Linked DNA regions of Homo sapiens: region 2 is linked to region 1. The links are chromatin contacts, found by Hi-C or POLR2A ChIA-PET in ENCODE. All regions are on one chromosome and are shown on one strand. The core of a region is the stretch at or near the end of the contact, and the rest is flanking DNA. Distances in the headings are between cores, read along the strand shown.

Evidence for each region. Hi-C counts contacts between places; a loop is a spot of excess contacts on that map. ChIA-PET counts read pairs that join two places held with the same protein, here RNA polymerase II (POLR2A). Pooled maps may share reads with other maps.
Region 2: a pooled map shows a loop between it and region 1 (2.2-fold over the local background). The contact joins two enhancer-like sites. A Hi-C loop is called at or near these places in 11 of 37 single-sample maps with no recorded cell type and 9 of 50 pooled maps. POLR2A ChIA-PET finds 5 or more read pairs at or near these places in 4 of 52 experiments (AG04449, BJ, PC-9 and 1 more).

Annotation. Positions count from the first base shown.
Region 1 is chr3:125,020,983-125,026,881 of GRCh38, forward strand. HEG1 (heart development protein with EGF like domains 1) reads right to left here. Exons shown (of 17, transcript NM_020733.2): 4 at 1-148. Among named protein-coding and RNA genes, the nearest start is that of HEG1, 32 kb to the right of the region's middle. Within about 2 kb of position 3,966, at least 13 of the 41 ENCODE cell types and tissues checked have a DNase peak (open chromatin) inside an H3K27ac peak, as active enhancers do.
Region 2 is chr3:125,140,588-125,147,050 of GRCh38, forward strand. All of the region lies in intron 5 of SLC12A8 (solute carrier family 12 member 8), which reads right to left. Among named protein-coding and RNA genes, the nearest start is that of MIR5092, 7.7 kb to the right of the region's middle. RefSeq lists a silencer at 994-1,223 and enhancers at 1,237-2,060, 1,674-1,763, 1,774-2,003, 2,574-3,527. Within about 2 kb of position 1,389, at least 26 of the 41 ENCODE cell types and tissues checked have a DNase peak (open chromatin) inside an H3K27ac peak, as active enhancers do.

The sequences.
Region 1 (5,899 bases), core at 2,716-5,215:
CTCACAGGTCCCAGACTGACCGTCAAAGATCGCAGCGTTCTCGGGCCACCATCAGTGAACACGGTGGCAACATGCATTGTCTTTGTTTGACTGACTGAGGAGCTCTGGAGGCCAGTGGAGTTGTTAAGCTTCTCTGTACTTTCAGAAGCTACAATGGAAAAAGATATGCTTCAAAATTACTCAGGAGTTTAAGAAAATCCGGACTATATTCGAGATACAAATGACGTTTCTTACATTTTGGTGGATACATCTAAATACCATGGACCTAATATAGATACAAACATATCTATACACACGCATGCTACCAGGACACATGCCTGCACTCTCCCCTTACTAGGTCTAATCCTCACAGAGGAAGGTGGAGAACACCGAGATCCCTCACCAGGCACAATGAGAAGCTTATACGTTGTTTGCATTATTTGTTTTTTAAAGAGAAAGATGAAAATGTCTGCTGAATTCTACATTACAGCTTAAACAGGACTGGCCACTGTGATAAGGTTTTTGTTATTTTGTTCTGCTTTGTTTTAGCAATGTAACCTTTTTGTTCAAATGCTATTATTGATTAAAATCTCATAATATAAAATGAATAAAAGTGAAGCTGCTGCAAGGTGCCCCACCCCAGGTCACTGTTGAGGAGGCCGAGGGTTTTGCAGAACACAGCTGGGACACTCATGGCCTAGAGCAGTAATTCCTAGGCTTGTCACCATCAAGGGTTCTTTATTTTTCCCTACCTCATGGCCACCATAAGCCCTATGTTTTGAAAGACTATTAACCAAACTGCATTTATTAAGTAACAGAATTTCTAACCAGCAGGAAATACTTATTATTACCCCACAAATTTAATTCCACCCAAAAGCAAACAGGCTTCATTATCATACTTTGCCCCATTAAGCTTTAGAGACCAGCTCTCAAATCTGCATACTACTCCAATGGGCCCCTCAGAGATCAAGGACTCCAGGAGCATTTGCTCTAATAGATGGATGGCTGCCATGGGGAAACTGTCAAGAGCCTCAAGGAGTGAATCAGACGCTATTGGTCAAAAGGTGTAGTCTGCTCCACATAAGTACGGGTGTCTCCTTTCCACAAATAACTTTCCAAAGGATGCCCTGAGAACTGACCTCCAGAAAGGTCTATTAAAATCTTCATTCCAAACGGGAATAAACTGCAGGAAAGCTTAGGGAATGGAAAGAAACATGGTGGGTAAGACTAAAGTCACAAAAAGAGAGTGTTTTTCTTCTTTTTAGGCTAAAAATAATAAAAAGTACTCTACACTTATATAATAAAAGGCTTTGAGCTGTTAATTATGGCCTAGAAAAGGGAAAAAGGAAGTTGTCATTACAAACATTTCCTTGAAGACCAGTCCTATGTGCAGTTGTGAGCAAAACCACAAATAAATTTTAAGTATCACTACAGCGAGAGAGAGAGAGAGAGAGAGAGAGAGAGCATGCATGGGAAACAAAAAGGTTCCTCTCATTCTTGTGCAAAACCATAAAACCAGCTATATCCAGAACACAGCCGGCAGCTCTGGTCACCCCACCTTAATGGAGACAAAATGAAGATGCAGGCAATCTATAAAACTAGTAATGGAAACAAGAAACAGAAAGACCTGGACACAAAAATAGAGTCCCAGACCACCAAAACCCACCTCTACTTAAAAACATAAACCAAACTAAACAAAACAAACAAAACACACTTCAGTATTAAAAAAAAAAAGAAATAAATAAATAAAAAGAAAAGAAAGCATTATAGATATGCCCCAAATCCTCACTCAACCATGTGACTTCTCAGCCCTAACTTCATTAGAGTCATCATTTATATCCACCAAATTACAGCCTCATTAGCTTGCTAGAGGTTCTTTCAAAACACTTTTATTCCCAGGATACTGCATTAATTTCATCCATTCAACATTCCCATCAAAATCCAGTGGTCGGCCGGGTGCAGTGGCTCATGCCTGTAATCCCAGCACTTTGGGAGGTTGAGGCGGGTGGGTCACCTGAGGTTAGGAGTTTGACACCAGCCTGGCCAACATGGTGAAACACCATCTCTACTAAAAATACAAAAATTAGCCGGCTGTGGTGGTGGGTGCCTGTAATCTCAGCTACTCGGGAGGTTGAGGCAGGAGAATTGCTTGAACCTGGGAGGTGGAGGTTGCAGTGAGCTGAGATTGTGCCACTGTACTCCAGCCTGAGCCAGAGAGAGAGACTTGGTCTCAAACAAACAAAAAAACAAACAAAAACAAAACAAAACAAACAAACCAAAAAAACTCCAGTGGTGATACTGAATTCAGCCTGAAAAACCCAGGCCTGTCCATCTCTAGTGGATTTAGCAAATCAATGGCCACAGAAATATAATTACAAAAGTCACAAATGCTGAAAGTCATGAAAGGAAAACTGCTCTGTTTTTCCCTGACTCTGAGAGCTCTGCAGAACATTGCTTCTTTATCTCATTATCTCATCATTATCATCATTATCAAAAACTACCATTTACTGACCAATTATGACTTGCAAGGCATTGGGCGAAGTACATTGTATACAAATCTCATTTAATCCTCACGGGAAAGCTATGAAATGTGTGTGAATACTTTGGCAGAGTTGGTGACTCTTCGTAAAAAGAGAAAATGTTTGGTCAAACTAATCTACAAACACCACTTATATTACTAAATGAGCACCTGTTAAATAAATCTGGGGGAAATGTACCACATTTCTAATCAACAGGCTGGATTCTTGGTTATTTAATAATTGCCCTTCTTGCTCATTTCTACCCCGAAAGCAGCCATTCAACGACGGAAAGACCATCCATCTGGGAGCAGAAACAAGCCAAATTCCTGATCTTTATAATGGGAGGTTGCAAGAATGCCTACTCGTCTGCTAAAAGTACATGGGTCTCTCTTCAATCACAGCACAAAACACTGGAACCTCAGGAACACATCGGAACGCTCAACCTTGACCTGACTGCTATCCAGAACTTGCCGAAAGTACAGCTGAAGCAGCTATTTGAGAAAGATACGTCACATCTGCAATCTTCTGAGTTATTTATGCTCTCTTTCTTTACAAAGTGAAATCACCACAAAGCAATTTACCTGGACCACAGTAGCTTAGCCACCCACAGAAATACTTTCATAAGTTGAGATACATTATTATATCCTCAGCTCCTATTGAGAATCTATATAAAATATCACCTTTTAAAGAACATTAGCTCAATTTCCACAAAACAGCAATTGAAGGCATTTTCCATTATGATTCTCAACATTTCTTATATAAACAGTCCTCTTAAAATGTACTGCCCCCAAACACTTATGCCTATGGATGAAATTGTATGCTTACTTTATCTGAAAACAATTGCATGCCCCACCCGGTTTCCCTTTGTGCCCTGGTTTCCAGGAAGCTCAGTACTAAATTTAGTGCTCAATTGTAGCCACTCTCACACAATTCAACATACACATATCTCTTTCCACCTTCAAAAGGGAGCTTTTTTCCCTGTTCGTTGCTTTGTTTGCTTTTCCCTCCGATGATCAAATAGTACAATGGTCATTATTAAAAAATATGGAACACATAGAAGGACATAAAGCAGCAAAAGATGTAAAGCAGCAAGAAAAACAATTTCCAATGGTTTCTGATCTCTTTTTAAAAATCTGATTCCATTGCCTAGGCCTATACTTGCTTTAACACTGTAAGGCATACAATTTGGTTTTGGAAGCAGGTAACTCCTGACTATCCCAGCCTCGGAAGAGGTTATGTTGCATGCATGTTTCTGTGTAGCTGAGTGAAGAGTGAAACGAGGCACAGAATACAAAGGCTGAATACACGTGGAATCATAGATGCTGAAACTAGAATCTTTCAGATCATCTGGTCAAATTCCTTCATGTTCCAAATAAGGAGCCACCTCCTCTCCATGCCAGGCTCCTAGCTATCTTCCTTGTGTTCACCTAGTGAGGCGCATCACTCATCGGACTGGTGTAAGCGCCAGGCTTTTCACAGGGTCATATTTCCTAGTGGGTGGAGTGGCCAAGTGTTCACCTCCTTTGCTTTTGTTTTTCCAGAGCTGGCCAGCCAGGCTGAGCCGACTCCAGGTCTCCCTGGCAGGTCCTGCTGGCTCTCTCTCAGCACTCTTGCCTGAGTGCCTAGAGCTCCTGTATCGTGTAGTCAGAAAGGGACAGTAATGTCTCAACATTTAGATTCAAGGGGAAGACTCTGGTTAGTGGGTTACCAGATGCCAGCCCAGCTTTAAAAACAAAGCAGAAGTTTGTTTCCCATGTAACTTCAGGTCTTTGTACATGTACCCTCTGCATCCCCACGGGGAGGAGGGGAGGTTGGCAGGATGGATTCAGACATACTTGGATGCCTGGTGAGAACCCCATTTAACAGCACCCAGAGCCATCTCTAATATCTAAAAGGGTGGTGGGACTCTACCTCGAACTGAACACACAGTTCACTAAAAAGGAAGAGAAGTGTTCAGTAAAAGACTCAAGAGATATGAAAGATACGATGAAACTCACCAGCAGTTAAAAGTATAAGCTTTTAAAAGGATGGATGGTAAAGAATTTCAGGGACAATTAATTTTTTAGTGTTGAAAAATATACGTGAAAAAAATATATAGGTGAATATAGAGTCATAGAGTCAAGTCCAGTAAAGTTGGAAACATAGGCTGATTTTTCAAATATACCACCAAAGTAGGTTGAATTTAAATTATAAATATTAAATGATCCTGACCAGAATCAAAGCATAGCTTCCTAAAAAATACTTCCTTTCTACCGTTTAGTAAAGTTGTAAATCACTGAACCACAGAACTTTGAGGCTGGAAGAATTGCAGCTTTTATCCAATCCAAGCAATGTTTATGAATAATCTTAAAAAGCAATCTTCTAAAAACATGAATCATGAATTATATCCAAATCCAGTCAGCAGGAAACTGTATACAGGGTATGTGGAAGAAGAATTGGCTGCTTTAAACAGGCACTCCAGAAGGGACTCCTGGGTTTAGTTTTTGCTTTGATGACACAAACCCAAACTCCTAGTCTCGCAAGTTACTTCTAAAAACCTCTGACCTGTAAAAATTTTGCAATGGCAATTTTGGAGACAACCTAACCTCTATTTTCCAAGAACATTTCCAACCCTCTCTGTCCTGCTCCCTATGGTACGAGGATGAAAACACAAGCAGCACACACAAACACTGAATAAAACCTCGGAGAAGAAAAAAGATGGTCAGAGTTTCCAATACTCTCTTTGGCCCATGGCATGATGTGCCCTGTGAGGGTATCTGGGCACATGCTAATCCCTATGTCTTATCGGCTGCACCTTGTTCTTGGGCGAGGGGGAACCTAAAGGAAGTAACAGACACAGCCGGTGTCCTCAAGAGGATTACAGTCTCTCTGGGCAGAGAGGCATTAGATGACCTGCTATGATGAGGTGTACAGCACAGAGGACCAGATGGTTGAAGAAAGGCTCAGGAATCCCTGAGCTGAGACTTAAGTGATGAATAGTAATTGGAACAGCAGAGAGAGAGGAGAGCACTCCACAGCTGTAGTTACTAATATCACGCCTTGCAAACTCCTGCATTATATCTGCTTTTTTTTTCAAAATGATGCCTAGAAAAATGTACACTCATGTTTTCTTTACCATCGAAGGAAACATTTTTGCAATAATGAAGAAATAAAAATCTCACTCCTAATCAAATGGTACAATGCTCACCATTTCATGCACCCCAAGGTAAGGTCTCTTGTTTGAGAATAGACACCAATGGCTGGGTGTGGTGGCTCATGCCTGTAATCCCAGCACTTTGGGAGGCCAAGGTGAGTGGATCGCCTGAGGTCAGGAGTTCAAGACCAGCCTGGCCAACATGCTGAAACCCCGTCTCTACTAAAAATACAAAAATTAGCCGGGCATGGTGATGGGCGCCTGTAAT
Region 2 (6,463 bases), core at 139-2,638, 120 kb after region 1:
AGCTGGGAGGACACAGCCTGTCCTGGACCCCACATCTGAGTGAATTCAGGCCTCCATCTACCACACTGACCCTCTGTAATCCATCCCAAAGTCATTCCCCAGGAATTTCCTTTTTTTTTTTCTTTTCTTTCTTTCCTTTTTTTTCTTAAAGAGGCAGGGTCTCGCTCTATCACCGAGGCTGGAGTGCAGTGGCACTATCGTAGCTCACTGCAACCTCAAACTCCCAGCCTCGAGCAACCCTCCCACCTTGGCCTCCCAAAGCACTGGGATTACAGGCGTGAGCCACCACGTCTAGCCTCCCCAGGGATTTCCAACACTTGTTTTTTGACCTCAGAAGAGTCTCTTTGCCTCTCTGTTGGGCTTTCAATTCCTCTGCTGGTGAAACTGAGTCTTGTGGTCTGGGGTCCTGTCATCTGACATCTTTCAACTCTCGAAGGCCTGGGATGCATGGGGCCTGCAGCTGCTGCGTGTGAATGGATCTGGGTTTGACCTGAACATCTGTTTCTCTATCCACGGAATAAAAATACTTTGGTCCAGTTTGAGCTGTATGCTTTTAGGAAGAACAAAAACAAAAAGGGGGGTGGGGTGGGGTGCGGGTAAGACAGAGAACAAATGACAACAAGACCCAGGCAGGAACAGGCAGAGGGAAAGTCCTTGAAGCTCTGTCTGCAGAAAGGCTTGATCTTTCCACCCGGAATTCGGGTAATTCAGGCTTCTTGTGATGCGGCCAGTGGGCTGTGGCTCTTCAGGGCCCACCATCTGCTCCCAAGGGGTGCTCGTGGGAGCCTACCCTCCTCCCCTTAGCCAAAGGCAGGCAGCGGGGGTCACTAGTGGGACTGAGAACTGCTCCAGCAGGGCTGCTTGGGGTGCCCAGCAGCCGGGCATGGGACCCTTGCCCTGGGTAGGCGGCTGCTAGGGGCTCTGGGTGGCACCTGCGGTGCCCCCGACATCCCCTCCCCCTACGCCGCTGGGGGCTGCTGAAATTAGAAGAGGGAGTCGGGAAGTCATACCCCTCCCTGTGGGCGTCGGGTTGCACTGTTGACTAACTTAGAAAGCGAGATTTCTAAAAATGATGCTGGGGCTGCAGGCTGCGGGCTGCGGGCTGCGGGCTGCGGGCTGCTGCCGCGGCGGGGGCTTCCGGCGGCGCTCTCTTCTGGGTCCCCCACCCCTGGACCAGCGACCGACGACCAGCCAGACAGCCCTTTCCTGCGAATGGACAATGGGAGAGGCTGGCGCAACCGAGAATAGCCAGCGCGGAGGAAGGGCTCCGGACGGAGCTAGGAGGGTGGGGCTCGGAGGGCGCAGGAAGAGCGGCTCTGCGAGGAAAGGGAAAGGAGAGGCCGCTTCTGGGAAGGGACCCGCACGACGACGCCCGAAGGGCGTCGGGGGAAGTGGTAGGCCCCGGAGACTGCGCGAGGCTCCTCAGCAAAGGAAGTGGGCGCGGCGCGCACGCAAGACCTCGCACCCGGCCTCGCGCGCCGCCTCTGGACAGCCCAGCGCCTCTCAGCACCTGTACCTCGCCAGACGCGGCCTCACGGAGACGGGGATCTGCAGCCAATCCGAAACTGCCTGACCCAGGGGGTCCGCGGAAAGGGGAGGAAGGGGAGTGTCCACGGGCCCCATCCTGCCACTTGTCACCCACAAGAGTTCCTTCCCAAGCAGCCCCATCCTCGCCCGGACACTCACTCAGATACTGCCCAGCCCCAGATGGGCTAAGAGGCACAGAGATGGGCAATTAAACACAGCAGGCCTGGCCTCCCTGGGCTGGGGATGGGGTTTTTCTTCTGGGAGCTGCAAAGGGTGAAGCAGTTACAGGTTATCAGGGAGGAGCCCAGTCAAAACTGAACTCAAGGAGGATAGATTTGGGAGAAGTCCCTGCCATGCTTATCCTCCCTCGGCGTGAAGCACAGGGCCCCCTTCCAGGCACAAGGACCCTGAAGATCTCTGGGTGGAGGAAGGCAAGAACAGTGGCAAAATCAGGAATCAGGAACCAGGGTTCGGGCCCTGGTTATGCGAGGACTCACTGTGGGACTGTAAACAAGCCCTTTTCCCTCGGAGCTTTGAAACGCAAATTTTGAGTCAGCGAGACCGGCATGGGCCAGAGACCCAGCCTTCCTAATGAGCTCCCCGGAGATGCCACGCTCCTGCCTGCAGATCGAACTCTCAGTAGCACAGTACGAGATGATTTTTCAGAACCCTTCTAATTCTGAAGTCTTCCCAGCCAGAAGCCCACTCTCAGGCCTCTCAGGACACACTGTCCAAATACACAGTTGGTTTCCAATGGCAGAGGTAAAATCCCAAACCAGCTTCCATAACATGCCCTCCTCCCTTCCCTGACTCTGTGATTGTTGATACAGGATGTGCTCCAGAACCGTGAAACAAGCTCACTACCACAGTTCCATATGTTAATAAAACCTTACTGGCCGATAATGAGAGATTACATGGAAGGGCAGAGAGATGAGGAAACCTTCATGGTCTAATTCATTGGCCTGTTTTAACAACTGAGGAAACTGAAGTGCAGAGCTGAAGCCAACTGTTCAAAAGACACGCAGAGTCAAAAGGGGAACAGTAACCCTAATTGAGAGTACAGTTTGGAGTCCAGATAGTATCAAGTCCCAATCTGTTGGGCTCTCCCATTGAACTGGGTCATAACAATCCTGGTACAACTATTGGTGTTCAATAAAAGTGTTTTGAAATAGAACTGAATCGGCTGTATTGCGTTGGACTGTTTTGAAATTAAACTGAATCGGGCTGTATTGCTTTGTATTGATCACTGCCTGGAGATTTGGAAGAGGAAATAATGATAGGTTTCGAAGAGGCCCCCAAAGAGTCCTGGGCGTGAGCCTGGAGTCTTCCTCGGACCACAGTCTCCTCTCTGGCTTCAGCCCTATTGACTTTGGTCCTGCAAAGAGAGGGTGGAGAGAGGATGTGCACAGGGTTTCCAGCCTAAGACCCCACCCAGAGAGAAAATACACAGAGGGAGGGCTGGGCATTCCAACAGTGGCCAGAAGGGAAATCTGAAGTGGGGCTTGACCTGCCCAGAGGGCCAGGGGAGTCCCGCCCAGCCTGCCTAGAAAGGAGCAGCCTAGAGCCCTGCCTGGCCATGGGGAGAGCCTCCACCCTGTGGGAGGACTGGCTGTTGTGAAACAGTGGGAAGGACCCCCAGGGCTGGGCAACCCAGGGGATGAAAGGCCAGACTGGGGGATGTCAGGGCAGCCTCCCTGGCCTGGGAGGGAAGGGGCTGAAAGTGTCCCATAACAAGAGCAGCTCCTGCCATGCCCTGCGGTCTAGGAGGGCAGTCCCGGGGCTCTTTCTGAGCTAAGGATTCCTCATTTGTGAAAGGAAAGATAAGCCTTTTCTTCATGAAGAATGGTTTCTAATAACCAAGAAATTGTTCCATCTGCTAACACGGGCTCTATTTTAAATGCTTAATGAACCTTTTCTCATAATGGCCTTGGGGTCAGTAAGCTGAGATGAGATTTTTGCCTAGAGAGGCCTACAGCGGAAAGAGCTGTCAAATGCCCAAGAATGTGAAAAGAATCTGACTTGAGGAGACACTAGGTTCTCACCTGGGCCCCAGGAAACAAGAGGCATCTTGGGGTGAGAACAGTGCTGTCTACTTCCGCTGCATACCACTCATTCCAAGTGCTTTACCGTATTAACTCATTGAAGCCTCACAACTACCCTATGAGGTAGATGGATTTTTTTCAGGGAAGGAAACTGAGGCACAGAGAGGCAACTGGGATTCAAACGTTGTGCTGCCACTGCTGCAGCAGTGCTTGTCCAAGGCTGCAGGGAGTCTTGGATGAGTGCCAGGAGCTCCAGCTGCTCCAGCTGGGACCCTGCAGAGGGGTCCAGAGGGACCTGGCCCCAGCCCAGCCCACAGAGCCCCCACTAGCCTACCCTAGAAAGGAGCCCTGAGAAAGGAAAATCTGGCCTCCTTATCTCCTGGGGGAAAGGAATGCACTCTCCCTCCTGCCAGGATAACGGGCTGTTTTAACGGGAAGTCTCCACCCTGGCTGTGGGTTCCTCCCAGCCACCACTTATTCCTTCTGGCTGTCTCTGCCTCTGGCATCCCACTTCCCATGCTTCAACTCCTGACCCCTGACACCCCCAAAATAATCCTAACTCAACTCATGGCCCCCTCAAATCAGCTGCCCCTGCACAGCTCCAAGCTGGTCAAGAAGTCTTCCCTGCCCCACTGTTGCTTGGATATCCTCGCCAGGCAGGCAGCTGAGACGGGGTGGGAGGTCAAGTGACCCCTGCAGGGAAGGGGCAGTCAGTATCAACACACCGATATGTAAGCAGAGCCCCCCTCCTGCCAAGCACCAGGCTGAAAATATTCACATGCTCAGACCCCTTCCCCACCAAGTTCTGAGGCCATGGGCAGCTCTCCCCCACCCCAAGTCCTACCCAAGAAACAAAGCAGGGCCTCCCTCAGAATGCCATGGCTAAAGATTCAGTATCATAGAACTGTAGAAAGTTAGCATCACAGCAGTCTTTAGCCTCAAATCCATTTTACAGATGGGAAAGCTGAGGCCTGAGAAAGGAGATGCCCACGTCACAAAGTTAGCAGCTGCTCAGGGGAGACCAGAACACAGTGTGGCCAAGCCCTTGTCCAATATGTCCTATGGGTCCCCATCTCTCTGCTGTTACTGGCTGGCTACTTGCCTGTTTTTTCCACTAGACTATGAGCCAGGTGGGGGCAGGCACCACGCTCTCTTATTTTCTGGGGTGTCTCTGGCACCTAGCCCCAGGGGACATGCAAAAAATATAAAACATTAATAATAACAAACAATGGAAACAACCCAAATGTCCATCCACAGATGAATGGATAAACAAAATGTGGTATATCGATACAATGGAATGTTATTCCACCATAAAAAGGAATGAATTTCTGATACATGCTACAACACAGATGAACTTTGAAGACCTCATGCTAAGTGAAAGAAGCCAGATGCAAAAGGACAAATGTTGTATAATTCCCCTTACAGTAGCTCCCCTTTATCCACAGGGCATCCTTTCCAAAACCCTCAGTGGAGGCCTGAAATGGCAGATAATACCAAACCCTATATATACTATGTTTTTTCCTATATATACATACCTGTGATCAAGTTTAACTTATAAATTAGGCTCAGTAAGAGACTAGCAACAATGACATAATAAAATACAATTATATTATAATAAAAGTTTTATGAATGTGGTCTCTCTCCCTCATCTCAAAATATCTTTTTTATTCTTTTCTTTCTTTCTTTTTTGAGACTGGGTCTTGCTCTGTCACCCCATCTGGAGTGCAGTGGCACGATCACGGCTCACTGCAGCCTCCACCTCCCACGGCTCAAGTGATCCTCCCACTTCAGCCTCCTGACTAGCTGAGACAACAGGCTGGCGCCACCATGCTCAGCTAATTTTTTATATTTTTTGTAGAGACAGGGTCTCACTTTGTTGCCCAGGCTGGTCTCAAGCCCCTGAGCAGAAGCAATTCTCCCACCTCAGCCTCCCAAAGTGCTGAGATTATAGGCATGAGCCACTGCGCCTGGCCCAAAATACCTTATTGTACTATACTATTTTTATCTATTTTTGGACCACTGTTGACCGTGGATAGCTGCAACTGCAGAAAACAAAACTGTAGATAAGGGGAACTACTGCCTATGAAATATCTAGAATAGGCAAATTCAGAGAGGCAGAAAGTATCATAGAACAGAAGTTAGTGGGGGCGGAGTTTCTGTTTGGGGTGATGACAAAGTTTTGGACGCAAATGGTTAGGATAATTGCACAACAGTGTGAATGTAACTAATGCCACCGAATTGTACAGTTAAAAACGGTTAAAATGGCAAAGTGTGTGCTATGGATATTTTACCACAATAAAAAACAAAACAAAACAAACAAACAAACAATCAAACAAAACCTCAAGCCATTTCTTTCCACAGCACCCTCCCCAGGGATCCTCAGAGATGGCACCCTGCATCCTTGCTTAAGGCCTGGGCTCCTCCCTGCCGTACAGATGTGGGAATAGAGGACAAAGGGGGCTTCCTGGCCAAGGATGGTGGAAGGTGAGGACAGAGCCACAGGCCCTGCCTACTAGTTGTGGCCTCCCTCGGAGTGCAGCGGCATGATCACGGCTCACTGCAGCCTCCACCTCCCATGGCTCAAGTGATCCTCCCACTTCAGCCTCCCGACTAGCTGGGACTACAGGCTGACGCCACCATGCCCAGCTAAGTTTGTACATTTTTTGTAGAGACAAGGTCTCTGTTTGTTGCCACAGGGAACACCTCTTCCCACCACAGGGAGGCCCTTCCTCCACGAGAAGCAGGGCGGGGAAGCTGCCCAGCAAGCCATCTGACCACCAGTCACCAATGTAGGCAGAAATCACTGTGTGCTCAGGGGTTTAGGTGGAAAGGACCGTTGTGCTCGGGAGTTTGCCGACGTCTGGAATCCTTGGGGTTTTACTCAAGGGCAAGGT